Linked DNA regions of Homo sapiens: region 1 is linked to region 2. The links are chromatin loops, found by intact Hi-C in ENCODE. Cell type or tissue: CD4-positive, alpha-beta T cell. All regions are shown on one strand. Links, peaks and the distances in the headings refer to the core of each region. The heading gives the core; the rest is flanking DNA.

Region 1 (16,576 bases), core at 4,515-12,514, 110 kb before region 2:
CGAAATGATACCAGTGTTGGTACAGAATTATATGGACAGGATAGGGGGCATTCATTATCCCAGATACTTCACTTTCCATGCTCAGCAGTGTGAACATGTAAGTAAATTGTAACTTATTACTTGCGGGTCAATTGATTTCCCACTGGCACATCTCTGGATTCATTTCTATTGGGTCTCCTCTTAGACAGTTTTTACAGAGCCTCAAAATGCGTATAGCCTGGAGGAGGCCATCAGTGTCTTAATTCACAACCTGGTGTGTGTGTGTGTGTGTGTGTGTGTGTGTGTGTGTGTGTGTGTGTGTGTAGAGAGAGAGAGAGAAAAAAAAGGAGGAAGAGAGAGAGAGAGACAGAGAAAGGGACGGAGAGGAAATTGTTCTCTTTCTCCTACTCCCTCAGAAGAGGGGGCATGGAGCTGTGGGAAAGGTGGGGCCCTCCAGGAGGCTAGAACCCTGCACCACCTGAAAGAGTCAGGAGGGCCCAAGTGTCTCGTCTCCTGAGGGTGTGTGTGTGTACACTACCATCGTGTGTCCAGGAGGAGATTCCTGTCCTAGAAGGGATTTCTCCTCCAACATTCCTTCTCCCTTGGGTAACCAAGTGAGGTGCTGAAACCCATCCTCTTAATTAACAGAGGTGCTCTGGGAGGCCTGAAGTCTCTTCAGACTGCTGGCTCAAACAGACCTGAGAGTGGCTGCATTTGTTTTTATGAAGCCCTACATGTGATCAGAGCTGCTCTGGGCAGCCCCAGACTATAGGCCTGAATAGAAAAATATCCTCTCTCTGATCCAGGATCCACTAGCAAAATGAGCAAGGGTTTTGTTTTTTCCTCTGGTGAAGGGAGGAACTCATCAAGTAGTTAATATGCACTACTTGACTTGATGCAGGGAAATACAGAAAACCATGAAATTTACATTTATATGACTTTATGAGAAAAGGCAGATAAACACTGCACTCGCATCCACTGAAATGGTTTGCGCACTGGAAAGTCTAACTCGTGGAAATTACCTCTCCGACTGTCATTCCTAACATTGTGAGGCTTGAGAATTCATAAACAAAATATGATGGCATCTTCCTGAACCACAGTACCCAAGTTGCTTTGCCGTGCATACAAATTCTGGAGGAATTAGATGAAATAGAGTGTAGCTTTTGCTAAAGAAGCTAGAGCATGCTTCTATATGAAGCAACAAAACTTTTCCAAGTTTTGAAAGATAGACTTGTGACATCCCAGATTGGTTGTTATTATTGGTTCTATAGCAATTGTCTTCCTTCTTTGGTAGAAACATGTGGAAGATGAGATAATGTATTTAAGCCATTTGTTGATGTTTTCCAGTCTAATCACCCTTGTTTGCTTGACAGCATTGTTGGTATGTTGGTGATATGGTAAAATATAAACTCCATCTGCAGTTATCAAAGCTTTAGTACCTCATCCTCCCATCTGAGCTAATGGATGACGTTCTAACTAACCAACAGTGGCACTTTGTGGCTGGCTCAAACTCAGATCGTTTTCCAAAGATGATGTTAGGAACATTTGTTTAGCATGTAGCATACAATCAGGAGCTATTTTTCTTTACTATATTTTTCTCTTGTTTGTTTTCTTTCCTTTCTGGATATTCTGTTTTGTCTTTGCCTATTTCTCTGGTTCACAAAGGGTCCCTTCAGTTATAATGTTAGGAGGCCTTCAGAGTTTTGGCTTCTTTTTCTCCTTCTTCCCCTTCTCCTCCTCTTCCTTTTCTTTCTTTCCTTCCCTTCCTCCTTTCCTTCTTCCTTTTTCCTTCCTTCCTTCCTTTCCTTCCTCCCTCCCTCCCTTTCTCCCTCCATTCCTTTTTCTTTTTCTTTCTCTTCTCTTCTCTCCTCTCCTCTCCTCTTCTCTTCCTCTTCCTCTTCTCTTCTTTCTTGATAGGGTCTAGCTCTGTCTCCCAGGTTAGAGTGCTGTGGTGCAATCATGGCTTATCACAGCCTTGACCTCCTGGGCTCATACGATCCTCCCACCTCAGCCTCCCCAGTAGCTGGGACTACAGGTGCATGCTACCACAACAGGCTAATTTTTTTTTTTTTTTTTTTTTTTTTTTTTTTTAGATTTGGGATTTTGCCATGTAGGACAGGCTGATCTCAAACTCCTGGGCTCAAGCAATCCTCCTGTCTTGGTCTCCCAAAGTGCTGGGATTACAGACATGAGCCATCTCACTGAGCCCAGCATCTTTCTTGATGCCAGGTTCATTGTCATTGCTGTTTGTTTTTTGTTTGTTTCAGGGTTTAGACCTTCAACATTATATGGACATTTGCTATCAGTTTTCTTGAAGATGATGGGTTAACTGCCCAAACAACTGACACACAAAAACCCAAATCACAAGAATCAGTATAATTTATTATTATTATTTCTACTCTTTGAGTTTTCATCTTTAGGATTTAAGGTACTATGGTCCTACAGGAGTCTGAGCTTATTCTAAATTCCTCACTTTCAGTCTGGGTGCGGTGGCTCACGCCTATAATCCCAGCACTTTGGGAGGCCAAGGCGGGAAGGTCGCTAGAGGTCAGGAGTTCAAGACCAGCCTGGCCAACATGGCAAAACCCCATCTCTCTACTAAAAATGCAAAAATTAGCTGGGCATGATGGCACATGCCTGTAGTCTCAGCTACTCGAGAGGCCGAGGCACAAGAATCACTTACGGTGGAGGTTGCAGTGAGTAGAGATCACACCACGGCACTCCAGCCTGGGTGACAGAGTGAGACTCTGTCTCAAAAAAAAAAAAAAATCCTCACTTTCTTCATTAAAAATATAAAGCATGTAAAGATTAAAGTTAAATTGGATCAGGAAGTGGATCCCGTGGAGTGAAGATCAGACCACGGTGGATTGACTTCTAAAGACTCTTGGTACACGAGGAAGAAACCTGGAAGAGGAAGAGGAAAGCAAAGGGGTCAGGGATGGCTCTTCCTCAGGGTCTATTGACATTCAGGGATGTGGCCATAGAATTATCTCAGGAGAAGTGGAAATGCCTGAACCCTGCCCAGAGGACTTTATACAGAGACGTGATGTTGGAGAATTATAGGAACCTGATCTCCCCGGATATCTCTTCCAAATGCATGATGAAGAAGTTGTGATCAACAGGGCAAGGCAATACAGAAGTGTTCCACATAGGCACATTGTAAAGACTTGCAAGTCATCACATTGGAGATTTTTGCTTCCAGGAAATTGAGAAAGATATTCATGACTTTGTGTTTCAGTGGCAAGAAGATGAAAGAAATGGCCAGGAAGCACCCATGACAGAAATAAAAAAGTTGATGGGTAGTACAGACCAATATGATCAAAGGTATGCTGGAAACAAGCCTATTAAAGATCAGCTTGGATCAAGCTTTCATTCTCATCTGACTGAAATGCACACATTTCAGCCTGAAAGGAAAATTGGTAATCAAGTTGAGAAGTCTATCAACGATGCTTTCTCAGTTTCAGCATCCCAAAGAATTTCTTGTAGGCCCCAAACCCATATTTCTAATAAGTATGGGAATAATTCCCCCCATTCTTCATTACTCACACAAAAACAGGAAGTACACATGAGAGAAAAATCTTTCCAATGTAATGAGACTGGCAAAGCCTTTAATTGTAGCTCACTCTTTTTTTTTTTGAGACAGAGTCTCGCTCTGTCACCCAGGCTGGAGTGCAATGGTGTGATCTCGGCTCACTGCAAGCTCCACCTCCCGAGTTCACGCCATTCTCCTGCCTCAGCCTCCTGAGTAGCTGGGACTACAGGTGTCCGCCACTACGCCCAGCTAATTTTTTGTATTTTTAGTAGAGACGGGGTTTCACCGTGTTAGCCAGGATGGTCTTGATCTCCTGACCTCGTGATCTGCCCGCCTCGGCCTCCCAAAGTGCTGGGATTATAGGCGTGAGCCACCGTGCCTGGCATCCCAGCACTTTCAGAGGCCGAGGCAGGTGGGTCACATGAGCCCAAGTATTCAAGACCAGCCTGGGCAACATGGTGAAACCCCTTTCTCTACAAAGAATACAAAAATTAGCTGGGCATGGTGGCACATGACTGTAGGGCCAGCTGTTATGGAGTCTGCAGTGGGAGGATGGCTTGAGCCTGGGAGGTCGAGGCTGCAGTGAGCTGTGATCATGCCACTGCACTCCAGTATGGGTGATGGAGCAAGATACTGTCTCAAAAAAAGAATACTTATGGTAAAGTTTGGGTAGAGGAATAAAGAAATCATTGATGTTTTATGAAAAGGTTATGGAGACGATGCCCAAAAGAAATCAACAGTTTGTAAATGAAGAACTCATTTTGATTTGGGACAAGACAGTGTTGAAAGTGATGCACGGAGCGGCAGGCAGACCATCCCCATCAGTTTCACACACACACAAAATAATCTTGTTCATACCACAGTGAAGAGGACTGACAGCTAATAGCAGAAACAATAATCAGGAGTTTGAGAACAGGCTGGTTAACATGGTGAAATCTCGTCTTTACCAAAAATACAAAAATTAGCTGGGTTTGGTTGCGGGCACCTGTAATCCCAGCTCTACGGAAGTCTGAGGCCAGAGAATTGCTTGAACCCAGGAGGCGCAGGTTGCAGTGAACCGAGATGGCACCATTGCACTCTAGCCTGGGCAACAAGGCAAAACTTTGTCTCAAAAGAAAAAAAAAAGTGTCAAGCCCCTTCTCTTTTTTTCTCCGCCATCGTGGTGTGTACTTGACTGTGCTTCTCACCAGATCTTCTCACAAGACTTTCAGAATTAAGCGATTCATGGCCAAGAAACAAAAGCAAAACCGTTCCATTCCCCAGTGGATTCAGATGAAAACTGGTAATAAAATCAGGTACAACTCCAAAAGGAGACATTGGAGAAGAACTAAGCTGGGTCTATTAGTAATTGCACATGAGATGGCACACATATTTATGTTGTCTGAGCGTCACAATCACATTACCATATCAAGCTGAAAATGTCACCATTATCTGGAGAGTTGGACATGTTTTATTTGGCATACATTTTTTCTCTCTGAATCTGTTATGAATGCATTGGTTGCCTGGGTTCAGTAATAAATATGTGAGACTTTTCATTAAAAAAATTAAAGTTAAATTTCCATGCCATTAATGGAGAAAAGGAGCATTTTAACAAAAACGGTTTCTCCCCACCCCATTTCCATTTGATGCCAATCAAAACATATCACTGGCCATTCAGTAAAAATAATTTAATAAGCCCAAGAACAAAAGCAGCGTGCTTGTACACAGACATATAAATTAAAGAAAATGAAAGAATAAAGAAAACTAAACTCTACTTGTTAGCGTATCCTGGAACGAAATTGTAGTTTTCTAACTGAGAATGTGTCTTTGTCTGTAGAACACAGTTCTGGGTTCAAGTAGCAGGTACTTTTTTTTTTTTTTTTTGAGATGGAGTTTCGTTCTTGTTGCCCAGGCTGGAGTGCAATGGCACGATCTCAGCTCACCGCAATCTCTACCTCCTGGGTTCAAGTGATTCTCCTGCCTCAGCCTCCCAAGCAGGTGGGATTACAGGCATGCGCCACCATGCCTGGCTAGCAAGTACTCTTTTTTAAATAGATGCCTCCTTTTTTGCTGCCCAACACATCAATTGTATCTTCTCCCTCCACTTTCAGCTGTGCAGGTATCTACTTCATTGATTTGCTGCTTGTCAAATGCAGATCTGATCTGCCTGACAAACCCCATCCCTCACAATAGGCTCTGGCATTTGAAGGCTTGGCTGGGACTAGGATCTGTTTCCAAAGTGGCTCACACATATGACTGGCAAGCTAGTGCTGGTTGTTAGCAGGAGGCTGCAATTCCTTACTACAAGGACATTTCCGTAGGGTTTCTTGAGAGTATCATGACATGGCAGCTGGCTTCCCCCCACTGTGAGTGATCCTGGACTCAGGTTTTGATAGAGAGAAAGGAATTCCTGCTACCATAACTTTCCTAGCCTATCCCATCACCTCCACACATTCTTGCCCTTGGGAGGAAGGGGAGTTTCCGGTTGGTAAATTTAGTGGAAGGAATTAAGTGTGGTCAGTTAGCTTCCTTGGGCTTATTTTGGAGCAGGTTAATCCTCAAGAGGCAGACATTCTACTCTCATCTATTTTTTTTTGCCAGACGAAAGGGCCCACTCTTTAGGGGAGTCTTTGACTTGTCCATCTATGCCAGGAACTGAGTGGGCTGGGTTGAAGGTAAGCCCGTGTGGCTGTAGATCTAAAGTCACGACCTCCCGTCGGCATTGCCAGTGACATTTTGAGCTCCACCAATATGATTCGATATCAGTTAGTTCTCAACAGTGGAAGAGCAGATGGGACCTCTTCCAACCTGAAAATTTGATGGAAGGGAATAAAATTAGATTAATTCAGCAAATAATTTGAAGAATGAAATTGTTTCCCACTGGGTAAATCTGAACATCTTCAAGGCTGAGGATATTACTGTGTTCAATTCTTTTCCTTACAGCCTAAGAAGGTACCATCAAGACTTCTTCCAGAGGAGTGTTTGGATAGGGAGAGCACAGGAAATCGGGGGTGGAAGTGTAGAGAGAGAGAGTCATTTTTGTTTATCATCCTTGCCCTTAAGTTTTCTCACGTGCTTTGGTCAAATGTCTAGTGGTGGTACTAATGTGAGAAATATCAACCAGTTAAAATTTTCATGGCAGACTTTTGACTCCAATCTCTACTTCCTGTTGTAACAACAGATCCTCAACAATGACGACGACTACTACTATAATAATAGTACTTACTATTTTTGAGCACCTACCATAAGCCCAACAGCATCCTTTGAACTTTACATACATTGTTTCTGATATAAATATCAGATACCTAAGAGGTAGATATTATTTTCATTTTACAGGTGAGGACAATAAGGCCCAGAGAGATTAAGAAACATGCTGCAGGTCACACAGAGATTGGAACGCCTTTCTGTCTGACTCCAAAGCTGGTGCTCTTTTCATTCTGTCACATCTCAACTTTTCAGGGTGGAGAGGGCAGTTAAAGAAGAGGGTGTTCTTGCTTTTTGAGGCTCCTTGACTTCTCCTAGGAGGGTTTTCCAGATAACCCAGAAACTCAGGGGACATTAAGGCAGAGGATTCAATTCAGAGACCATCTTACCCTTCCAACAGTCCCATCTCTTGCCCCACTTGCTTCCCAGCCGTGAAACTGTTATCACATCTAACTCGGAACTGTGCTAAGAGGCCATCTGTTCAGCCAGGAGGTGCCATTATCTTTTATGGTCCTTTAAAATGGCCGTTGCCTGAGTAATTGAAACTGCATTTGACAATGGAAGATGAGATTCTGTGTCTCTGAGGGACCATATCTACATTGCTATTTTGTCTTCCCATGGCAAAAGGAACTTGAAAGAACTCGAATGTTGAGAGGGAAGAACAGCAATTACCTTAATAGGTGTGGTAGTCAGAATGATGGCTTTCCACAGCTATCCATGTCTTTTTCCCTGGGACCTGGGAATGTGGTTCCTTACATGGCAAAAGGGACTTTGCAGATGTGATTAAATTAAGAGATTTGCATTGGAGGAGATTATTTTGGATTATCTGGTGGGCCCAATATTATCACAAGGGTCCTTAGGAGGGAAGGAAGGAGGCAGGAGAGTCAGAGAAGATGTGACTACAGCCGCAGAGGATTGCTGACTGGGGGTCATAAGCCAAGGAATGCAGGAAGCCTCTAGAAGCTGGAAAAGGCAAGGAAACAGATGTCCCCTAGACCCCTAGAAGTAACACAGCCGTGCTGACACGTTTTAGTCCAGTGAGACCCAGTCAGATTTCTGACTTCTAGAACTGTATGTTAATTTGTATTGCTTTAAGGCACTACATTTGTGGTCACTTGTTACAACGGCAGCAGGAAATGAATACACTAAGATACTCTCTACTCTTCCTCACTTAATTATTTATACAACTGGCCATTAAAAATCCTGGCCAGAACCTTTGTGTCTACTAGGGACCTCGCCATCTAGTCTTTTCTCGCAAAGCAAGAGGCATCGGCATATCACGTCTGGCGTACCATGTTGTTATTGCCTCTTTTCATAATGGCCTTTTGGAGCAAAGAGCTTACACAATACTGTTTCATACTGATAAGTAAAGAAACTTTGACAGATCAATACCATTTCTGTGGAGTCAAACACTAGGGGGCTCTGCATAGCCTGTTACTTACTCTGAGATGTAATAAATACAAATCAGCAATAGTACAATTAGTAGATGGCATATGTCCATTTGTGGCTTGTGCTTCTGGAAAACAAGGCATGGCTATCACCACTAGGCAGCTCCCTGGGTTTCCTGAGTCAGCTATTACCAACGGAACTGCTTCAGTGCTACGGGAAATGAGGTGAAAAAAGTCAATGACTACCAGTCAAGCTCCAAAGGAAATGGCACAGCTAATGTAAGTTCCTCTGAAGCTGACCCGGTATCTGCTGGTTGACAGTTAATGACCCTGGTTGGGACCCCATTAGAGAGTGGGGTAAAGAGCATCTTTGTTTTCAGCTGAACACTTTAGAAACTGCCTTGTGGATTAAAGGCGTCCACTGACTAAATGCCAGCCAGCAGGATAATGATTTAACTAACCCTCCTGCTGAAGCTGGTGGAAACCCAGAGCAGTCATTTCCTGGTAGAAACTCTTACCACAAAACAAATTCAACTGATTTCTGCCTGCTCCTCTCATCCTCTGTGGAGATCAGAAAGAGCAAAACAGTTTGAGCTGGTTAAACCAAAGATGCCTTCCGGAGGGCTTCAATTTGCCAACACCGCAGGAAGCCAGGATGAGCCGGGGTCCAATAAACCCCATGCGGCTTTGGCGCAGAGTGTCAGGTCACTTCCAGATTCTTACACTCCTCTGTGCTCTGGGCTATCTCCTCTATGCACTCTCAGGGGAAAGTTCCCCTCATTAATTAAATGCTGCATTACCCCTTAATGAGTGTTATGCACTGGTCACATTACTGCTAAAGCAGAAATAAGGCATTACTGCCTTAAGCATTGGAAATCATCCCAGTAACTGGCTAACGCTAAGCTTGTCAAGATACCAGAATCTAACATCGAATTAGTCAACCAAATTACCAGAAGGAGATAAAGTGACAGTTTGGCATTTCCATTTTACTGACAGGGTTAGAAATCTATGTCCCTTACAACGTATTCCCTGAGCACCTCTGACGTGCTGGCACACTTAGAAAAAGCTAACTAATCCTATGTTAATGTGTACAGTCAGGACCCGAGACCTAAATCTAGGTAGTGTCTCAGATCATTCACTATTTGGGATTATTTGCATTTCTATTATTTTGTCGCTAGGAAGATGGCAAGATGAACTTAGACAAAATTTAATTCTTGGGTGGGCACTCTGCCAGATGTATCATTTAATCTACAGACTAACTTGGTGTCAGTTTGGGTCTTCCAATAAGCAAATGCTGAGATAGACTCACAGTTATCGGGGAATAACACTAGTGTCTCTATTTCATTTACTTCGGCTCTGATCTTTGTGATTTCTTTTCTACTGGCAAATTTGGGTTTGGTTTGTTCTTGTTTTTCTGGTTCCTTGAGATGCAACATGAAGTTGTTAATTTTTGATCTATTTTTTTTTTGATGCAGGCATTTAATGCTATAAAATTCCCTCTTAGCATTGTTTTTGCTGTACCCCAGAGGTTTTGGTATGTTGTGTTTCTGTTTTAATTCATTTCAAAAAAGTTTTAAATTTACACCTTAATTTATTCATTGACCCAGTGATCGTTCAGGAACATGTTGTTTAATTTCCATGTATTTGAATAGTTTCAAAAATTCCTCTTGTTGTTGATTTCTAGTTTTATTCTGCTGTAGTTTGAGAAGATACTTGATATGATTTTGATTTTTAAAAATTTGTTGAGACTTGTTTTGTGGTCTAAAATATGGTCTGTCTTGGAGAATGTTCCGTGTGCTGATAAGAACATATATTCTACAGTTGGTGTGCAGATTAGTCTATAACATTCTAAGTCTATTTGGTCAAAAGAACAATTAAGTCCTTTTTTTTTTGTTATTTTTCAGTCTCGATGACCTGTCTAGTGCTATGACTGTGGTATTGAAGTCCCCCACTACTGTATTGCTGTCTATCTCTTTCTATGGGTCTGCTAATATTTGTTTTATGACCCTGGGTGCTTTGGTGTTGGGTGCATATATATTTAGGATTGTTATATCCTCTTGCTGAATTCATTCCTTTATCATTATATAATGACCTTCTTTGTGTGTTTTTATTAAATTGTTTTTGATTTAAAGTGTGTGTGTGTGTGTGTGTGTGTGTGTGTGTGTTGTTTTGTTTTGTTTTGAGATAGAGTCTTGCTCCGTCACCCAGGCTGGAGTGTAGTGGTGCAATCTTGGCTCACTGCAACCTCCGCCTTCTAGGTTTAAGTGATTCTCCTGCCTCAGCTTCCCGAGGAGCTGGGATTACAGGTGCCTGCCACCATGCCCAGCTAATTTTTATATGTTTAATAGAGACAGGTTTTCACCAGGCTGGCCAGGCTGGTCTTGAACTCCTGACCTCAAGTGATCCACTTGCCTCGGCCTCCCAAAGTGCTGGGATTACAAGTGTAAGCCACCACACCTGGCCCTAAAGTCTGTTTTTTTTGTTTTTGCTTTTTTTTTTTTTTTTTTTAAACGGAGTCTCGCTCTGTCGCCCAGGCTAGAGTGCAGTGGTGTGATCTCAGCTCACTGCAAGTTCCACCTCCTGGGTTCACACCATTCTTCTGCCTCAGCCTCCCGAGTAGCTGGGACTACAGGCGCCCGCCACCATGCCTGGCTAATTTTTTTTGTACTTTTATTAGAGACGGGGTTTTACTGTGTTAGCCAGGATGGTCTCGATCTCCTGACCTCGTGATCCACCTGCCTCAGCCTCCCAAAGTGCTGGGATTACAGGAGTGAGCCATCGCGCCCAGCTAAAGTCTGTTTTATGTGATGTAAGTATAGCTATTCCTGCTTGCTTTTGGTGTTTTTTGTTTTTTGTTTTTTTTTTTTGACTGAGTCTCGCTCTGTCACCCAGGCTGGAGTGCTCACTGCAACCTCTGTCTCCCAGGTTCAAGCAATTCTCCTGCCTTAGCCTCCTGAGTAGCAGGGATTACAGGCGCATGCCACCACTCCCAGCTAATTTTTGTAATTTAGTAGAGACGGAGTTTCACCATGTTGGTCAGGCTGGTCTCGAACTTCTGACCTCTTGATCCGCCTGCCTCAGCCTCCCAAAGTGCTGGCATTACAGGCGTGAGCCACTGTGCCCAGCCTCTGCTTAGATTTTAAAAAAATCTAAGAGGAAATTTTTCCTAACTCATTCTATGAGGCCAGTACCACTCAAATACCAGAACTAGACAAGGTCATAAGAGAAAAAAAACAAAAAAACTAAAGACCAATATCTCTGGTAAATATAGATGCAAAAATCCCCAACAAAATACTAGCAAACCAAATCCAACAGCACATCAAAAAGATAATATACCATGATCAAGTGGTTTTACACTAGGGAGGCAAGGTTGTTTCAACATATGCACATCAATAAATGTGACTCATCACATAAAGAGAAGGACAAAAACCACACATGATCATCTCAATAGATGCAGAAAAAGCATTTACTGAAATTCCTTCATGATAAAAGCCTTCAAACTAAGCATAGAAGGAACATACCTCAAAATAATAAAGGCTGTGTATGACAGTCCCACAGCCAACATCATACTGAATGGGAAAAAGTTGAATGTGTTCCATCTAAGAGCTGGAACAAGAAAATAATGCCTACTTTCACCATTCCTATATTCAACATACTACTCAAAGCCAGAGAAATTGGGCAAGAGAAAAAAATAAAAGTCATACAAGTTAGAAAAGAGGAAGTCAAATTATTCCTGTTCATTGATGATATGATCTTATTTCTAGAAAACCCCAAAGACTCCACCAAAAAACTCTTAGATTTTATGAATAAATTCAGTAAAGTTTTATGATAAAAAATCAACCTGCAAAAATCAGTAGCATTTCTATATACCAGTAATGATCAAGCTGATAACCAAATCAAGAAGGCAATGCCTTTTACAATAGCTAAAACAAAACAAAACAAACAAAACAAACAACAACAGCAAAAAAAAACCACCCTAGGAATGTATTTAACCAAGGAGGTGAAATACCTCTACAAAAAAACCCAAAAAACACTGAGGAAAGAAATTTTAGATGACACAAACAAATGGAAAAACCTCCCATGTTCATGGATTGGAAGAATTAATATCATTAAAATGAGTATACTGCCCAAAGCAATCTATAGATTCAATGTAATTCCAATCAAAATACTGTCATTCTTCATAAAATTAAAAAAATCCTGATTCATAATGAATAATAAAAAAAAAGAGCCCAAATAGCAAGAGCAATCCTAAGTAAAAAGAACAAAGCTGGAGGCTCACTTTACCTGACCTCAAGTTATATTGCAAGGCTACAGTAACCAAACCAGCATGGTACTGGTATAAAAATAGACACACAGATCAATGGAACAAAATAGAACTAAGAAATAAAGCCGTATATCTAAAGCCAAGTGATCTTTGACAAAGTTTGACGAAAGAATACCCTTGGGAAAGGGCAACCTTTTCAAAAAATGGTGTTGGGAAAACTGGATAGCCATATACAGAAGAATGAAATGAGATCCCTGTCTCTCACTATATAAAAAAGTCAATTCCAAATGGCTCAAAGGCTCATGTAAGACCTAAAACTATAAAAATACTAGAAGAAAACCTAGGGAAAATTCTTCTGGGCATTGATCTAGGCAAAGAATTCATGACTAAGATTTCAAAAGCACAAGCAACAAAACCAAAAATAGACAAATGGGACTTAAACAAAAAACTTGTGCACAGCAAAAGAAATAATCAACAGAATGAACATACAACCTGCAGAATGAGATAAAATATTTTCAAACTATGCATCCAACAAAGGACAAATGTCCAGAATTTACAAGGTACTCAACTCAACAACGACAACAAAACAAATAGCCTTATTAAAAAGTGGACAAAGGACATGAAAAGACATTTTTCAAAAGAAGATATACAAATGGTTAATAACATATGAAAAAATGCTCAATATCACTCATATAATTAGAGACATGCAAATTAAAACCACAATGAGATACCATGTTGCACCAGTCAGAATGTCTATTAATAAAGACAAAAACAACATATGTTGGTGAGGATGGGGAGAAAAGGGAACACTTACACACTGTTGGTAGAAATGCAAATTATTACAACCTCTATGAAAAACAATATGGAAAATTCTCAAAGAACTAAAAATAGAACTATTCAATCCAGCAATCCCACTACTGGGTATCTACACAAAAGAAAAGAAATCATTCTATCAAAAAGATACCTGCACTCATATGTTTATTGCAGCACTACTCACAATACCAAAGATATAGAAGCAACCTAAGTGTCCATCGACAGATGATTGGATAAAGAAAATGTGGTATCTATACCCAGTGGAATACTATTCAGCTATTTAAAAAGAATGAAATAATATATTTTGTTGTAATATGGATGGAACTGAAGACCATTTTCTTAAGTGAAACAAGTCAGACAAAGACAAATGTTGCATGTTCTCACAAGTGGGAGCTAAATAATGTGTACACATGGACATAAAGTATGAAATGATAGACACTGGAGACTTGGAAGAGTGGAGGGCTGGGAGCGGGGTGGATGATGAGGAATTAGTTAATGGGTATGATGTACATTAATGGGCATGATGTACACTAAAAGCCCAGACTTCACCACTATGCAATATATTCATGTAGCAAAATTACACTTGTACCCGTTACATTTATACAAATAAAAAAATTAAATTAAAAATGATGCAGTAATCCAGGCAAGAAATGATGAAGACTTGGATTGGGCAGGGCATGGCGGTGGGGATAATCATATTTAGGACGTATATTTTGAAGGTAGAATTGATGGTATTTGCTGGTAGACCCAATCCAAGGTGTGGGAGAAGAAAAACATCAGAATGACACCAAGGTGGTTGGCCTATGCAGTGAGAGGTATGGTGTTGCCACTAGCTAAGAAAGAGAAGACTGCAGGAGCAGCTGGTTCAGAGGGCTATTAGAAGCTCATGCAGCTGTGGTAAATTTGAGATATGTAGGCAATAGACACAAAGGTCTGGAGTTCAAAGTAGAGTTCTGGGCTGGAAATATAAATGTTAAGAACCATTCACTTATAGCTGAAAAATTAAATTTAAAGCAGTGAGTGCAGCTGACATTACCAAGGGAGGGAGTGGACATAGATAAGAGAGGACCAAGGTCTGAACCCTGGACTCTCCAACCTTTAGACACCAAAAGAGATAAGAAGAAATTAGCAAAAGAGATTGAGAAGAAGAATAGGAAGAAAAACAGCTAAAAGAAGCAATTATTTCAAGTGATCAACTGTGTTAAATGCTGGTGATGGGGTATGTAAAGTGAAAACTGTGAAATAACCATTGGATTAAGAATGTAGAGAGATCGTTGGAGACCTTGAAAAAAGTAGCTTCAGTGAGATAGTGGGGGCGAAACCTGACTGAAGTGGGTTCTAAAGAATTTGGAAACAGTGTATATATTATTATTATTCTTTTTTTATCACTCTTAGAATTGAAATATATATATATATTCTAAGGAACTCGCTTGTAAGGAGGAGAAAATTAGGGCAATGTTTGGAGGGAGAAGTGAGATCAAGAGAGGGTTTTAGAATATGGGAAATATGACAGCCTGTTTTTATATTGGTGAAAATTGTTCAGTCAAGAGGAAAAAATTGATAATACAGGAGAGAGAAGGGAGAATTTCTAGTGTGAGGTCTTGAGTAAGAGGGGTGAGAAGGGATCTAGTGCATGTGTGGAAAGGCTGAAAAGGTGTGAAGATTCAAGATGTGGAATGATATGGAGGAATTAGGAAATGAACAGAAAAGAACCCTTCAGAATTTGCCAGTCACTATAACCCTTTTCTTGATTATTTTGGGCACATGTACTTGCCTCATACAAGCCAACTTTGATTGTCAGGCCTCCTCCAAAGTAATAATTTAGTTGGGAGGTGGGCCATGTAGCATTAGTAATTTGTGCACAGTGAGGGCAGCCATATGACCCAAGCATGGTATTCTTTTTTTTTTTTTGGAGATGGAGTTTCACTCTTGTTGCCCAGGCTGGAGTGCAATGGCACCATCTCAGCTCACTGCAACCTCCACCTCCTGGGTTCAAGCGATTCTCCTGCCTCAGCCTCCTGAGTAGCTGGGATTACAGGTATGTACCACCACGCTGGGCTAATTTTTGTATTTTTAGTAGAGATGGGGTTTCTCCATGTTGGTCAGGCTGGTCTTGAACTCTCGACCTCAGGTGATCCACCCGCCTTGGCCTCCCAAAGTGCTGGGATTACAGGCGTGAGCCACCGTGCCCAGCCAAGCATGGTATACTTCTTCAGAACTTCTATAGCTGCCATATCACACTCTTGGCTCCTAAGTGTGTGGTCAACTCAGATCTCAAGATCACCTTCACATACGTTTAACTCTGAGAGAATAGAAATGGAACAGTTAAACATGCAGGAAAAGGGAGACAGCCCTGAAAGCTTCAGAATTAGACAAGAATACAGAGGTGAGGCACAGGAAACAGCACGATGGTGCTGAGCGCCCAGCCACAGAAAGGAGTCGCACTGGAGGGAGCTTTGGGGTAGGGGTTCTAATAAGTGGAGAGATCTGCTTATTAAAAAGATTCTGTTGGGGGAGATATTCATTCACATTCTGCTTCTATTACTAAATTTCATTCAACATTTCAATAAATTCAGCGGTTGGCAAAGGTGAAGCATAAGACAATTTTCACTGACTGGCTCTCTGCAGGCTCCATTAACTGCCTTCTACACCAGGATGTGAGTATGGAGAGCTTCAAATGCTTACAAGGTAACAATAGAGTGCTCAGCATTACAAGGGAGTGAGTGAAGGAAGACTTGGCACACAATGAAATGTACCACTCTGTGCCTTTACCTATTCCTTTCTTAGGTCCACATACTTCCTCCCTTAGGAAATCTTCAAGGCAGGGTCACAAATTATATAAAGAGGATATATTTGAAGGTTGAAAAATTAACTTGATCTAGTAATAATCCACAGGTTGTAGTCCATGCCTTTATTTATTTATTTATTTAGAGACAGAGTCTCGCTCTGTCACACAGGCTAGAGGGCAGTGGCGCGATCTCGGCTCACTGCAAACTCCACCTCCCAGGTTGAAGCAATTCTCATGCCTCAGCCTCCTGAGCAGCTGGGATTACAGGCATGTGCCACCTTGCCCGGCTAATTTTTTTATTTTTAGGAGAGATGGGGTTTCAACATTTTGGCCAGGCTGGTCTCGAACTCCTGGCCTCAAGGGATCCGCCCGCCTCGGCCTCCCAAAGTGCTGGGATTACAGGCATGAGCCACCGCACCCGGCTGATGCCTTTATTTTGACAGAATAATAAAGAAATGTACATACAATAACCAACTGTTATCTAAAAATTGAAATGGGTAACAGTTAAGTAGAACACAAAGTCCATATAGATTATACTTAATAAAAAATTTTACTGCCAATATACAACTAAAAATCAGCCAATTAGTCTAGATACGACAAAGAATAAACACAAACTCAATGTATGCCTT
Region 2 (16,576 bases), core at 4,058-12,057:
CTTAACAAATTCAGTATTTTAGAATTAGTGCACGAAGGCCTCCATGTAATGCTCTTTATTAATTTTATGTATATTCATCCCTCAGTATATGCAGAGGATTCATTCCAGGGCCCCCGTCCATAACAAAATCTATGCACACTCAAGTCCCACAGTCAGTCCTGAGGAACCAGGTATGGGAAAAGTTGGCCCTCCATACATGTAGGATTTGCATTCTGCAAATACTACATTTTCAACTTGTATTTACTTGAAAAAAAAAAAACCTGTGTATAATTGGACCCCCTGAAGTTCAAACCTGTGTTGTTCAAGGGCCATACTGTAGTTATTAATAATGTAGAATCACTCAATCAAGAGTTGTCACTAGGTGCACTATTCTAAGTACTCTAGATGTAATTCAATCCCCTCAAGAGATCGATGAGGTAGGTACTACTGTTATCCCTCTATTATAAGAAAGGAAACTGAGGCACTGTAAGACAACTAAATAAATGCCCAAGGTTACAGTTCTAGAAAGTGCTTTAAATGGAACCTGAACTCAGAGAGTCTTGCTCCAGACTTGCACTTTTAACCCTTTATGCAATAGTGTCTCTCAGAATATAAAGAAAAAATTCTCCATATTTCCCGCAACAGTTTTAGCACTTGACTAAATTTTCTCATTACTATGTCTTCTCTAAATGTCCTAGAACAGGAACAGGAATGGATCCCAAACATGGTCGAGGAGATCTTCCACCCTGTTTAAGAGATGATTTCCATGGAGAATGAGCCTGGAGGAATGCTGGGTGAGGAATCACATTCTGTCTCTGCAGTCAGAGGCTGAGACTGATCAATGAGCTAATGAAGAGGTTAGTCAGTCTTCCAGCCCGTAGAATCAATTCAAGGAAAAGAGAGCAAGCTCATCCTGAGGGACTCTGCCATTGGTTACTCCTGTCCCGTATCCTGTCACCAATGACTATCGATTCATTTGTTCTTATAGTTATCTGTGACACCATTTAAGCACAGAGAATTGCTAATTGTTTTAGAAAACTTTCTGGGTTAAATTTCTCTTCATGTGGAGAATATTCCCTCTTCAGGCCACCTTAAAGTTCTTAAACTTTGTATTATTACATATCAGTTTGAGAAATAGGATATGAAGAGCTTATTGATTTAGAAATGTCAGGGCTTTTGCTTCTGTCTAAAGCCTTACTAAGAAGAATCACCAGTTAAGAAGATCAATATAAAGACGAACTCACTAAAAAGCATCCTGATCTAGTTGAATAAGCTAACATCCTGCTACTGCAGCTCCTTGATTTCAATGAAGTCACTGATTCTCCCTTGGTGACTCGCTCACTGCCAAGCCCAGGGGATGTTCTGGAGTGAGACCATTAGGTGGGAGGATGACTCAGTCAGATGCAGTTCCTCCACACTCCCACAGCACTCCAGGAGTCATGCAGAGGAGTGGAAAGACAGGTTTCTTGCCTAGATGACCTTACATTCTTATTGTTCTGGAGAAAAGATTGCAAAAGCAAATAATAATCAGATTGTGAGCAGGTAAACATACCAACTATGCAAAACACAAGGAGACGTATGACTCGGTCAGAAATCCAATACAAATTGAGGACAAGCATTTCTCAAATAATAATAAGATATGGTCTCTAAAAGGAAAAGATTTTCTATTCTCTTTTTATAAAGTAAACACTTTCAGGCCGGGCACAGTGGCTCACATCTGTAATCCCAACACTTTGGGAGGCTGAGGCAGACTGGCCTGAGTGCAGATCACCTGAGATCAGGAGTTTGAGACCAGCCTGGTCAACATGGTGAAACTCCGTCTCTACTGAAAATACAGAAAATTAGCCGGGCATGGTGGCACACACCTGTAATCCCAGCTACTTGGGAGGCCGAGGCAGGAGAATTGCTTGAACTTGGGAGATGGAGGTTGCAGTGAGCTGAGATCATGCCAGTGCACTCCAGCCTGGGCAAGGCAAGATTCAGTCTCAAAAAAACAAAAACAAAACAAAAAACAAAAAAAACAAAAAACAGAAAAACAAAAAAACCCAAACCACTTTCATTAAAAAAAAAAAAAAAAAATCAGAAAAGTCCAAAAACGAAAATAAAGCTCACCAGGGGCCCATCACCTGGCAATAACATCTTGTAGACAGTATATCCTTCCAGACTGGTTTTAAGAAACACATTTTTTTTTTGGCTTTGCTTTATAACAGTCTCACTATATAGGCATTGTCTTACCTGTTTCTTTCATTTCACAGTATATTATGAACAAGTCCTAACCTAAACTGGGTCTGTAAATTATTACAGTGTAAACAAATCCTAACAGAGGTAAACATACTTTTCTACAGGAAAAAAACCATTCAAATAATAGAATTCATGTATCTAGGTCTTCTCCACCAATCCTTAATTAATAAACCCACAGTTCCTGAAGAAGCCCAGAAGTGCAATATTAAAACGGAAAATAACTTTACAGGTGGTTGAGCCCATATTTCTTCTCTAAATGTGTCTAGCCATCATTTAACCCCATCTCATTCCTGGGGTACTGGGAACACCTTCCCCCTTTACATATGTGTCTTGGTTCATTCCTGCTGCTATAATGAAATATCTTAGACTGAATAATTTAGAAACGATAGGCTTTTATGTCTTGCAGTTCTAGAAGCTGGGAAGTCCAAGATCAAGGCACAGATTTGGTGTCGGTGAGGGCTGCCCTCTGCTTCCAAGATGGTGCCTTGCTGCTGTGTTCTCACATGGCAAAGGGCAGACGGGCAAAGGGGGGGAGAGGTGAATGAGCTCCCCCAAAACATCTTTTATAAGGGCACTAGTCCTATGCCTTAGGGCTCTACCCTCATGATTTAATCACTGTCTAAAGGCCCCACTTCTTAATACTCTCACACTGGTGATTAAATTTCAACACATGAATTTTGGGGAACACATTCAGACCATAGCAGTATGTGTCTATCCAACTGCTCCCTATCAAGGGATTGGACAGAGGAGGGATGCCCAACTGCCCCTATTCAGGTCCCTTACGGTGGCATTTGGTCCAGACTGGCTCTACTCCCCACTCCATGGAGCCTGCTCTGGCTAAAGTCAACAAAAGCCTTCATGTTGCCAGAGTCAGCGACACATACCTGTCCCTTCCTAATGATCGATGCTAAGAGATAGCACTATTTCCATGATCTTATTCACTGTTTTTTTTTGTTTTGTTTTGTTTTGTTTTTCAGACAGGGTCTCACTCTGTCACCCACGCTGGAGTGCAATGGCACAATCTCGGCTCACTGCAACCTCTGTCTCCCAGGTTCAAGCGATTCTCCTCTCCTGCCTCAGCCTCCCTAGTAGCTGGGATTATAGGCACCCACCACCACGCCTGGCTAATTTTTTTGGTATTTTTAGTCGAGACGGGGGTTTCACTATGTTGGCCAGGTTGGTCTCGAACTCTTGACCTCAGGTGATCCACTTGCCTCGGCCTCCCAAAGTGTTGGGATTACAGGCGTGAGCCACTGCACCCGGCCTCTTATTGTTCTTACCTTATACTCCATTCAATTATTCTATACTCCATTCAGTAAATCTATGAGATAGGTACGATTATCATTATCCTCATCTTTCAGATTAAGAAATCAAGTCAGAAGATAAATAACTTACCTTAGTTCATATAGCTAGTATATTGGAGGAGCAAGGATTTTCAACCATGGTCCAATTTTCAACTATGGTCCAATTTCAGAGCCTATACTACTAACCACAATTCGAGACTGCCTTTCCAATCTCCTGGCAGTAGTAGAGCCTGTTCTACAACCAAAATGTATTTCAAATCCACCCACCTCTTTCCACTCCATGGGAACCTCTCTAACCCAAGCTAGCATCAACTCTTGCCTAGATACAAAATAACCTTACCTGGCTTCCCTTGCTTTCCTCTAATCCATTCTCTGTACTGTAGCCAAAATGATTTTTTAAACATACAAATCAGATCACTTCCCCTCCCTAATCCCACTCCCTACATCTAAAACCCTTCATTGGGATTTCATGTCATGTAGAATACAATAAGAAATCCTTTTCATGTCCATAAAGGCCCAGGCAGTTCCCATGGCTGCCTTACTCTACGAGTTCATCTTATTCTACTCTGTCTTTCTCATAAAACTCTAAGCAACACCAGCCTTCTAAAAGTTCCTAGAACATCCTAGTCTCTTCCTTGCCTCAGGATCTTTGCAACTCCTGTTTCCATGTCTAGACTACTTTTCCTGGATCCTAGCATGACCAGCTGCTCCAGGAAAAGAAATAGCTTTTCCTCAGGTCCTCTCTGATAACTTTTTTTTTTTTTTTTTGAGAGTCTCGCACTGTCGCTTAGGCTGGAGTGCAGTGGCGCCAACTCAGCTCACTGCAACCTCCGCCTCCCAGATTAACCCTTCTTAAATCTCTCTCCTATCACACTCCTTGTTTTCTTCTGAGCACTTGCTACAAGGAGTAGTTACTTTACTTGTTTAGTACCTGTCCTGAGACAGAAACATAAGGTCTTTGAAGGCCTCACTCACTACTTTACCCCCAGTATTAAAGACATCCATACCTGGTACGGGGTAGTTGCTCAATGGGACAGAGTCAGAAGACCTAAGTTCTAGTCTGGGCTCTGCCACAAAAAATTCTTCAAGTGACTCTAGCATATCACTTAATCTTGGCAAATCTTTCTTTCCCATGTGTTAAATGGGATAATGTTTTTTCTATCCCACAGTGCAACTGTGAAAGTCTTATGATGTAATGTATGTGAAAGTCATGGGGAAAAAGACAACTTTGGTATGCAAATGTCAGGTATGAGGACCTCCACAAGAGGAATGGTTTCTTGGGAAAACTGAGAAAGAGTCAATGTGTTATAAGTTGGTTTTATTTTTCTAAAACAGTACATTCATTATTCCCTTCATTCTGACATTCTAATCATTATTGGTTTTTCACTACTTGACAGCATTCTTTTTTGTTAATATCTGGAGTATAAATTGTCCCTAAAGTTTCAGAATTATGTAGACAAACACCTGTCTTGGATTTTGAGAGACAGGAAGAAATGTAGTTAATCTTTAGAGTTTTTTCCCCAGTATGCTCGATATTTTTCAAAAGATTAATAACCAAAAAAGTTATTTAAAAGACAGCCAAGAGCACGTGCAATCAGTTTCATGCAGTTATGATTGGCTAAACGCGGTCTGTAAGTATGTGTTGCAAAAGCTATAAGCTTTTCCTGTAAGTTCATTATCTTTTATGGGCAATTCTCCAGGTATTGCAAAAATGCAATGACTTGTTCTTGCATCCCTGTTTGGTGAAGCCATCCCTAAGGACCACGGAACCCACAAAGCAGTACTGAAGATTCTGCAGCAATGTGAATACACAAACACACCCTCACCCAGGGCCTTTGCCAGTCCTCTGTCATTCAGATCACACATCAGTGAGACTGGCTCAGCTCAGTGAATTGAGATGCCCTCAACTAAAGGAGCTCTGTTTGATGTTCCTGTGGAATGTATGACAATTGACAGCTTTCTCTCTAGGCCTGCAATTATGAACGTCATCATCTTCCCTGAATAAAGGACTACTTTACCTGCAAGATTTGGAGAATAGAGACCTAAAGGAAAACACTGAGCATGAAAATAATTCTATCAACCACCTCTATAGATTATAATTCTTCTAGCTAGAAACTTTACTGGAGCCTCTCACATTTGGGCAGAAATAAAGGACCTGTAAGATTACATGGGAAATGAGTAACCCACATCAGGATGTACATACCCACGCATAGACCTCTCAAGGTCATTGGAAATCTGGGCTGTAGCAATGTAACAACAACAACAACAACAAAAAGAAGCGCAGAATTCAGCCCATGGTCACACCAATTGGGAAACAGTAGACTTGATTCTGGGCTTTATTTCATCTGGTCCACAGGGCAAATATCAAAAGCTGACTGTGTGTGTATCTAGCTGGGCAAAGATACATGGCTAAAGTCTTTAGCAGGAAGTGTAAAGGGCCACATACAATGAAACTGAATGAAAAGTTTTTGTTTTGTAATAGATTGTGACCCTCAAAAGGGAGTAAAACATTAACAGTTTTTCTCTAAAGAAAATTCTAAAAAATATCAGAAGATGGTGAATTTCAAAAATACTTATGCCTTCAAATTTCAGTTTGATGAAAAAGCTCACATGAAACGTTTGCTTCTTTTTAGATATAAAGGATTATGAAAAAGGGGTGAATGAATGCATTACATCTTTGCCTCTCAAGCTTTATCAAAGAGGTTTCATTCCTTCTTGGGATCCCCGTCTTCTCTGCCCTTCTCACTTAGCTTGACACAACATAAAGCCAAACTACATTTTATGTTTCATGTTCTAAGTTAAAAATATGGGTTGAGAATATTTTGGCTTCTTTTTCTATAAAGTAGAAAAACTGAATTGAAAAACATGTCTATTTTTGAAAATGTGTATCTATTGCACTAGAAAGAAAATAACTTTCTCCACCTAATATCTACATGGTATGCTTTTTTTTCCCCCTCAGAAATTTTTGGAAGCATTTATTTTGGTATTATATGGCTAACTCCATATTTTTCAACTGGCCAAAATTAATTCCTCAAAGATTCCATGGCTAGCTGAAGAGGTATGGGTAACTGATTTCTAAATGTGCATTTAAAGTAGAATCTCCATGTCCATCGCAGAGGCAGCACAGGGATAAACAGACATGAATCAAGGGTATTGATGTCAGAAATGGCTTGAGGCCAGACCACACTCTTCATGAATGGATTAGACACCCTGAGTTTAAAATCATCACCCTGAAAACCCTGAGTTTTAAGTCATGAGAAGAGCTTGCTTGTTTGTTTTCTGGGTTCTTCCAATGTGGTGGGGAGCTCAGCTGGAGACTTCAACATGCTTCTGCACTTCCACTGAAAAACAGGATTGGCAGCTCTTGGCATGACTTCACCATTTAGCTAAGATCTGTGTGTTTCTTGGCTTAAAATGTACATATTGCTCTCAGATCTTGTGTGCATATTAGACACAATAAAATTAAGACTCAGGAATTCAAAAATTAAGTTAAAAGGATGGAAGAAATAAAAATCTGCAGTGCTTGGGAAAATTCCGCCACAATAGGAATTTCAAAAGCAGAGATTTCAACCTACCAAAAGTCAAATCTAGAAATGATTCCAGAAAGCTCTCCAACAGCCATCTCCTACAAGGATCCCTTCTAGCCGTAGTTTTAATTAAGTTAACAGGTCTTTCTCAATACGTAGGTTTTATTTCAGGTTAATAAAAAGTAAAAAGATTGTTTAGTTTACTAAGTGTCTAAGCCAACTTATATGTCAACTGTATACAAAGCAAAAGCAAAAACCAGACTCTTCAGATTTTCCAACAGATTATGATGTTAAAACAGTATGGTCTGGTGCCAGCATAAAAAGAGATCTGTGGGATAAAATCCAGAAACAGATCCATAGGTAAGGGTTTTACATATGGCTCTGGTAGAGAGCCAGTTGCCTTCCAACATCCATCCTCTCTTCTTTACTAAGAGAACCCTATATTGTTGGTGGTAGAAACATGTCTCTTGAAAAGACTTTCCTCTAACTTCTATTGTAGAGGAATAAAATATAATGTGGGATTTTGGGAAAGTTTTCCTATAGGAGCCTGATTCAGGTAGGAGGTACGCCATTTTGTTCTTTCTTTTCTTCTTCTTCCACTTTTCTGCCTGGAACTCCAATATGATGGCTAGAATTGTTGCACCCACCTTGAGACCATGAGGAACAGACCAAGAGAATATCAGAGACCTCAGCCCCCGTATCCTCAAGCCACTGAACCACCACTAGCAAACACCCACTTTGAATTCCTGTTACATGAGAAAAGTAAGCCCTTATATGTTTAAGCAACGTGCACTTTGAAAGATGACCGTAGGAAAAGGAAATGCTTAACCAACATATACATACGCATGTCCAGGAGCCAAATTAAATTTAAACCAGATTAAAGTGGCTACTTATACAACAGTACATTCCTATATATAGCCAAGTGCAAAATAATGTGTCTTAAATGATGCTGAACTTCTCATCCATCTATATTTAGAGGCAGATGGAGGCTTTAGGTAAATATCTGAAGGAAAGCAGATGCCAAGATTTACCAAATTAACTCTGATGTTGGCAAGAACTGTGCAGTCTGCTCGCCACGCCTCAGTTAAGCACTCTTCAGCTGATGGCAAACTTCCTCTGTGTATGGTTTCTAGTCACAGGCAGGGTACAGGTCACATAATCCCTGAAGGTCACCTCGCAGGTGGGCTGTCTTCTTGAGAGCTTGTTATGTAACAGGGGACTTTGGAACCAGCTTTTCAACAAATAGCTATCAGTACCATGTAGATATCAACCCAACAAGTACCATGTTGAATAGTTCTGAGCCACCGCCTGAATGTGCCCCTTTTCCCTCCCCTTGCTGCCTGACCCCATTCCTCTTCTTTCTGCCCCACACTGGACCCCCTCCATGTTACCTTCCTGCTTTACTTCTGTGTACATCATACAGGTTTAGAATTTAAAGCCAATGGTTCTGAACTGAAGTCCTGAGTCTGCTGCTAATAATGTCATTAATCTAGTAGCCTTCTGCCTCCTCATCTGTGAAAGAGGAACAAGGGCACTGACTCAAACGGTTACTGCGATGACTAAATGAGCTAATGCACTGGGCACATTTTGGCAGGAAAACCAGCCTGGCACAGGGCTGGATGATGGTAAGGGATCAAAAGCATTTGAAGCAGCCCAGTGTCATTGACCAGTGGCCATTCTGTAAACAAGGACTGGGCTTCAGCTTCAGCGTGCTGCATGCACTCCCGCACCCAGACACCATCTCCAAAGGCAACAGCCACGGATTTCTGCGGGGTAGACTGGTACAGAAACCACATCAAAGGCCTCCACGCTTCTCATGGTGAAGGAAGAATCAGACAAGGGCCCACTTGTACTATTTTTACAATTTTTCTTCAGGTTTGACATTTTTTCAAAATAAAAAATTGATTTTTTAAAAAAAGAATCATAGGGATAATGGGGAGAGGGCAGAATGAAAGAGCTCTAAGTCTCTGCCCCATATTAGGATTCAGGCAACACAGTTTTAGTAGCACAGTTTTGAATATTTTTTAGGTCTAGTGTCATTGCTGTCTTCTTGCTATAACCTATACTTTCCAAGTATTACCTGGTTCACTTCTTTGTTATAAAAATAACTTTTCTTGTTTCTTATTTATGAATTAGTTGATGAACATATTCTTTTTTTCTATTATGGTGGTGAAATATACATAACATTTACCACTTTAATCAATTTTAAGTGTACAGTTCAGTGGCATTAATTACATTCATATTGTAGTGCAACCATCACCACAATCCATCCACAGAACACGGTCATTTTCCAACTGAAACTCTATACAAATTAAACACTAACCCCACAATATCCTGCTTCTGGGCCCTGCCAACCACCATTCTACTTTCTGTTTCTACAAATTTGTTTACTCTAGGCCTCTATATCATAGGAATCATACAATATTTGTCCAATATTTGACTGGCCTATTTTACTTAACATGTCTTCGAGGTTCATCCATGTTGTAGTGTGTGTCAAAATTTCTTCCCTTTTTAAGACTAAATAATATTCCATTGTATGTATACATTACATTTTGGTCATCCATTCATCTGTCAGTAGATATTTGCTTTGCTTCCACCCTTTCAGCTATTGCGAATAATTCTGCTATGAACAAGGGTGTACAAACACCTGTTTGAATTCCTGCCTTCACTCGTTCAAGAATATCCCCTATATAAACCTTATATTCTTAGATATCCAGTTTCTATCCTGGTTGCCCATCCATCCCACAAACATTTACTGTGTGCCTACCATGTGCTAGGGAGGCACTGTGTTAGATTCTGGAGAGATACAACTAGAAACTCTACTGCCTGGAGGAATGCAGAGAGAAATAAACAGTGAGGTCCTAAGTGACTGATAACACAATTCAAGAAATCCCAGTTATTTTGTCACATTTGAATTTCTTTTCTATAGAAATTTTCCAGAAAAGACAGGTCACTAGCTAGCATTTGGAAATGTTTTTTTTTTACATTCAGGGATTTTCTTGCCATGATGTTGAATGGATGTTCAATTCAATGAATGATGTTCAATTCAATGTTCAACATCAGTTGAAATGATGTTCTTCCTTTCTGAGGATCTCTTCTCCAGTTCTGCATCCCATCTTTCAGCTCTACAATCATTCCATTAATGTTTTTTTCACATTGTAACTCTGCAACCTAATTAGTGTCTACCTTGTGTATCATTCCATTTCTTTCTCCTGACACATCTGCCATTATGTCTCTCTGAATTTGCCAACCTCAGAAGAGGGCAGGAGGGTTGCTGGAAAGGCTAAAGGAAGAAGGAACCTGGTAGAAGGTGATGGCTGGGCAGAGTGAGCTCCTCCTTGTTCCACTGAGGTAGAATGTGGGGGTGTAGAGAAAGGACACAGCACAAATATTGCAAATATGCTGCAGTGACACAGAGAGCAGGAGAAGGAAGAAAAAAAGGAGCCTTGGCAACCACAGGAACTCCGCTAGGTGTTGTTCCTTCTGGTCCTGGGCCGAACTGTCCCCCCTCTGCTTCAATCTGAAGGAGCTGCTCTCTCGTGGACTGTCCAGATCTTGTAGATGACCATGAGAAATGTCAGGGCTTGCAGACTCTTTGGAAACAGGTCTAACCTACCCAAGAGCAGACAGGCTGACTGGACAAGCCCGGGCACAGCCAAGAAGCAATTCTCCAAAGGGTCATCCTTGCCAGTTTTCTCCTTAACTAGATTAGAAACCAGAAAACCCAGAAAACCAACAAGAGAAGACGGGGTTGCACAGGGGAGGGAAATGAAAAGCAATAAAAGAGCTAGAAGCACAGAGGATTCCTGGGGAAGGAGTTAAAAATAGGCCACTCCAAAATACGCCACTCTGATATTGACTTTTGAGTTAACGGCACTTGCAAAATAGCAGGTACAAGACCATTCTGCCCTTCGTGCCGTTTCTTAGATGCAGGAGATGAAATCCTTAAGTGAAATGAGAAAGTTGACGGACAGTCTACTTAACAGTCTTATCAAGGACAGAAAGCTGTGGCTGAGAAAAATTTGTACAAACTTTGTTACACAACCCTTATCTTCCTAGCTGCTTCTCCCAGTTAACTACCCTAGCCCAGGCCTCTTTTTGCCTTGCTACATTTTTATAATTTCCTACTTTCTCCAATCCACTATATAAGTGTTCAATTCTCACTGCATCTCTGGGGCTTCATTTCCTTATGAGGGCTCCCCTGTCACATAAAACTTATATTAAATAAATTTGTGTGCTTGTCTCCTGTTGATATTTCTTAAGTCAATTTAATTCTCAGGCCCAACTGAAAAACTGTAGGAGTGCAGAGGTAAATTTTTGCCTTCCCTACAACAGAGATTTACTTGAGACTACAAAGAACTTTATTATCACCAGGTGTTTTTTCCATTTTATTTATTTATTATTGATTTGCTTACTATGGCAAGGGAGCACATGGCATCAAAAGAGGTTTGGAAGCATTTTGGAGCATCTTGGAGGAGGAGAGTGGCTGGATTTTATTGAGATGTTGAGGTTTGGTTTAAGGCTGGAATTTCACTGTGGGTGGGGTTTTGGGGGAGGCTTGACTTGGATTAGTTAAGGATAATGATACAACAGTTTAGGACTCCAGGTACTTTTTCATGCTCTAGAAACCACAGCTAAAAGCATTCCTACCACAAAGTTGTTCTGCCTTTTGCCTTTAAAAACAATTTTCTGCAATTATATTACCTAATTGTACTCCTCTAAGAATCATGTATGAGCAACATTTTAGGGTTTTTTTTTTAAATTAAATAACCTGAATCTCTTGGTTAAATCTAGACTTTAGCACAAAACTCTTAGGTTTTAGAGCTTGGGGGAGGTAGGTAAAGCAGAGAGAAATTACAAGGCACAATTTTTTGCTTCCTATTATTCTGAAGCTTCTGAATTCATCTTAATCTGACTATAAATAAACTGAAACTTACCTTTGTGTCACCTCCAAAGAAAACCCCAGGCTGATGGTATAAACAGCGTAGGGAAAGGAACATCACCGTCAGTTACTGAGGAGGTGCTACAGATGGCTGTACTGGGACAGTGACCGAGGATGTAGTTCTAGAACATGGGCCCTATAAAGAGAAACCATGTGCAGGAGGACTTTAGAATAACAGTAATTTAAATGCAAACAATGATTGCACTGATGACAACTATTCCTCTGATGTTAACCCAGAAGGACTGCAAAAGATGCCAAGTTTTTGAGCCTCATTAACTGTGAGGAAGGCCTCTAACAAAGATGCTCACGTTATTATTAACCCCTCAACCAGGATATCAGCACCCAAATTGGCAAAGGACACAAAGCTGAGACTCAGCTTATATGGAAAATAACAGAAATAGGAACCAAGCAGATTACCTGGATCTAGTAAGATAAATTTTAACAGAGAGAAGTACAAAACTAACACGTGCAAAAAATTAACTGTATTCGTTAATTGAGAACCCTGGTTCATGGAGAATTGTGGTTCGTGGAGAAACGTGGTTTGACAAGAGCATCTCTAGAGGACAGTTCAGTGTTTTGGCTGACCATACATTTGGCACGAGTCACAGTTTAGTTCGAGACTGTCAAAAGAAAGCAAAATGCAGCAAAACAAAAACAAAACCAAAACCATCGTGCTCCTGGACAGCATGCGAACCACAAAGCTGCAGAATGCGAAAGCTGAATGCAGGCTGCAAATCCTTGTTTCTATGAATAGTACCACCCAAAAAGGAAAGCATTTCCACAGTTTAGACCTTGGGACTAAGGAAGGGACCAACCCACTCTGCTCTGTACTGAGCAGACACCCTGAGAAATGAGTTCATGTCTGGCTACATCCCTCTGCTGGGTAGTAACTGATAGAAGTTAAGCAGCCCAGTGAGAAGCTAGTGACCACAAGACGGACCTGGAAAGGTTAAAGCTGAAGAAGTAATGACTCAATAGAGGAGTGAAAGCTGGCTCTAAATATTTAAAGAACTTATTAAAACACAAATTGCTGAGCCTCACGGGTTCCCAGGCGATGCTGATGTAACTGGTCCTGAGGCCACACTTTGAGAACCGCTGCTCTAAGTAACAAAATTGTAGTTTGTTTTTGTAATACTCTGTAGTTCTAAGATTCCACTAAGACCCGATGGCCTGTTTCTCAGTAAATCCACATTGGGAAGAATTTACTGGTTTTGAAGCCTCACACATTTGTGATTAAGATTGTTCTTTTTAACATTTCATATCGCTTAGCAGAAATTCAATCTTTCCTTTCTGCCCCTTAGTGTTTCTTATTAGTTCAGCTTCATAAAGCAGACTTCTGTTTCTGCTTCATTTTCTGGCATCTTATATGGTAGACATTTTTCCTCTGGTCTTCTTCCACTTTGCCTGTATTTTTCTGTTACGTTCAGCAGATCAAACTTCATAACATATTAAGTTGTGAGCTACCTTTATCAAATGATATCTGGCTCCCCACATCTAAAATAGTAAATACTGATCCAATCCTGTCTCCAAATGCCCACACTGAGCCCACCATCCCCAGAGATCTATTAGGATGGAAACGGCTGCATTCAATTCCTGATTAATTTTCTTTTCTCTTATATACTTGAAGCTTCAGTCTTTAGATCCCACTAGGAAAATTACAAGCATATGGGAATGCATATAAATGACATGCAAAGTAATGCAAATTAATACAAAACATACATCTCTAAATTGCTTGAGAAAAGTCTGTAAGCCTCAATGTTGATGTTATCTGCTTTGCTTCACTACACTCTGGCAAGCAGTGACTGGATCCCTTTATTACAGTTAATTTTATACAGCATCGAGCACCTGACACTTGTTGACACATTAAGTAGAAGGTGCCTTGCCTTGTGAGTCAGGCAAATCGGATCCTGGCCTTAACTTTGCCATTCCTTGGCTGTATGGGCTTGGACAGGTTCTCAACATTCTCTACGTTTCAGATTCTACAACCAGAAATGATAGAAATGGCATCATGATAATAAAACCACCAGCACTAAGGTTTACTGAGCACTTTATGTGCTTGCATAATGCACACAGGCAATCCTTACAACAGCCCACAAGGAGGTGCTGTAGAGCACGTACCCCTTAGGTGTGGTGCCGTTTCAGAGACCAGGAAACTGAGACAGGAATGTCAGGAAGCTTGGGCCTGGTCCTAAGCTAGGCAGTGACAAGAGTCAGACCCAGGAGCTCAGCAGTCTCACTGCGAGGCCTTGCTCTTAGCCATGCTGCATCTCTGTTGCGTGATTATCATCCATGTTTCTCCTAAACATTACATTTGTATGATCTGTGAAGTAAATCACTCGCAGTCACACGTGCTTTAAAACACTGTTTCTGTAAGATGTTGACAGTTTACATTACATGAGCTTGATATCAAAATACCATCGCAATCCAAGGGGGAGGGGATCCAGACATCCTGTGTGTTCAGCTTCTCCTTCCAACTCGCTCCATCGCATTCACATATGTCTAAGGCTCCCTCATCTTAAAGTACCTAGCCCTCCGTCCCACCTCTCACTCTGGGAGCAGCTTCCAGTCCTCAGACACCACCGCCTCGCCCCACCCCATCCACCCCAGGATTCAGACCACACCCCTCGTACAGAGGACCACCATCTGTGGAGAGTCAGCCAGCGAGTGCACTATGTGGCCACTAGGGAAGCCATTCCACTTAGGAGCCTCGAAAGCTGCCCAGACCCAATAAAACCAAACTTGTCTTTCCTCCTCCAATGTTCCCTGTTTCCGTAAATACCAGCACCCAAGCTTAGAGGGAGTCACGCTGCACTCTCACACCCTACACAAAACTCATCTGCTCTCACACCCTACACAAAACTCAGCCCCAGGTCTCTCCAGAGCCGGCCTTGAATCCGCCCAACGTGTCATCCCTACTGGCACTACCTCAGTCTCAACTGCCAGGCCTCCTGCACCCTCTGACCCAGCCCTGTCTACTTAGGGGCTCCTCAAGTCCATTCTCCACGGGGCAGCTGGAGTTTTGTTTTGCTTTTAATCCATATCTCATCTGCGTACTATCAGGTGTGAAACTGTCCTGAGGATCCACTCGCCACAATGCCCCTTGGCATCACCTGGCAGTGGTATCTGCTGGCCTCCCCGGTGCCATTCTCCATCCTCCCCTCAGGTCATACTGAACCTGTCTTTTCTTCCACCTCTCAGGCTCTCCTCTCCTCTGGTCTCAGCACACACCATTCCCGGGGATGGGAATACTCCCCTTTCTCACCTCTCCCCTCCCCCATGGCTGCTTAGTTTACACAGCTCCCACTCATCCTTGAGCCCACCTTCAGTCTCCCCAGCAAGGCCTCCTGCCTCAGCACAGATGCAGTGAGCTGCAGCACATCTGCGCCTCACAGCAGCCAATGCGCTGTTCACATTGGGACAGTTCACAGCCTGGTTCACAGCCAGTGCTCAACACAGGTGGCCTGAAGAACTCACTTTTCAGCCTTGCTTTGCTCATTTTTACTGTCTCACTGCTTTCTTCCCGCCTTGTAGCCTAAGAAGGAAATCCCCTGAAGCTGACTCCGTTTTACCTCTCCTATGTGGTGCTGTGATAAGCCCCAGGTCACCAGGTCATGCTCCCAGCACCCGTGGGTCAAGGATGAGGCAGAAACAGCACCGTCAGGTACAGGGCCCTCTACCTGCTCTCTCTCCCTCTCCCTTCCTAGAAAACAACCATAGGTCATTCAAAGTCAGTTTGGGAAGCACCTGTATTTATGGCCTGCTTATCTTGAAGGCACTTGGCCAGGTGCCATAAAGTGCTAACTCTGACTGCCCGACTATGCCATTCACCCCACCTACCTCTGTGCAGGAGATGTGACATTTAGCAAATCAGTATAAACTTTTTCCCCCAAAGAAAAGAGTATAAACCTTCTCATCCCACCACCACCCCGCAGCAGGAAACTCCTTTCAGTCTCCCCATAGAAAATTCAGCGGCCACACAGTTCCTTGGCTATTGTTTCTCTCCTGATACCAGAAAGAGATAAATCAACAACACATCTTAACTGGTCATTTCTCACACAAAATTGGATCCTTAGAAAGTGCAACATAGGATATGCTCTCTATAATGATTCACTTTTTCACTTTTAAAGATTTTACTTCCTTAAGAGACTATCAACAAAAGCTGTCAGAATGAACTGTTAGTTTCTAGAATGTTTTAGGCTTATTGATGCTTTAATAGGGACATGTTTTATGAATGCAAGATCAAAAAGGGCGACTTCTGTCTACTCACATGAGACAATTAAACGCATTATATTAGCCCCAACTCTGTTAATCTTCTGGTTTGTTGTTCTTCCATTTTTAAAGACAAAAAAAAAAAAAAAAAGAAAAAGAAAAAAATGAATTTAAAAAGTGCCCCAAGGCCAATATCGCCTCTCTGCCTGCCCAACGAGGGGACAATACACTGTTTCCCAGACTACGTGACTCGGAAAACTTCCCCGTCAGGGAAAGCTGAGTCTTTAAATTTACAAAACACCCACTCGCCCCGTTTACCTAGCACCGTTTCCTACGTGAAGACTGCAAATGGACTCGAGCGTCCCGTTTCTCGG

Evidence for each region. Peaks named below come from ENCODE experiments on the same cell type or tissue, not always from the same donor. Only the 100,000 strongest peaks of a DNase experiment are listed, where the experiment ranks them.
Region 1: it touches region 2 in a loop (2.8-fold over the local background); 21 of 110 quality-filtered maps call a loop at or near these places.

What each region holds. Positions count from the first base shown.
Region 1 is chr5:74,926,963-74,943,538 of GRCh38, forward strand. It overlaps the pseudogene LOC100131411 and the pseudogene RPL39P21. Among named protein-coding and RNA genes, the nearest start is that of FAM169A, 69 kb to the left of the region's middle. In CD4-positive, alpha-beta T cell, for the core only: a CTCF peak has its summit at 8,098 (motif pointing right); a DNase peak (open chromatin) is centred at 8,189; H3K4me3 peaks cover 921 bases; H3K27ac peaks cover 999 bases.
Region 2 is chr5:75,035,909-75,052,484 of GRCh38, forward strand. GCNT4 (glucosaminyl (N-acetyl) transferase 4) reads right to left here. Exons shown (of 4, transcript NM_001366737.1): 1 at 16,521-16,576; 2 at 16,261-16,319; 3 at 11,989-12,129. Among named protein-coding and RNA genes, the nearest start is that of GCNT4, 8.4 kb to the right of the region's middle. RefSeq lists an enhancer at 668-1,867. In CD4-positive, alpha-beta T cell, for the core only: no CTCF peak of the experiment used is centred there; a DNase peak (open chromatin) is centred at 8,823.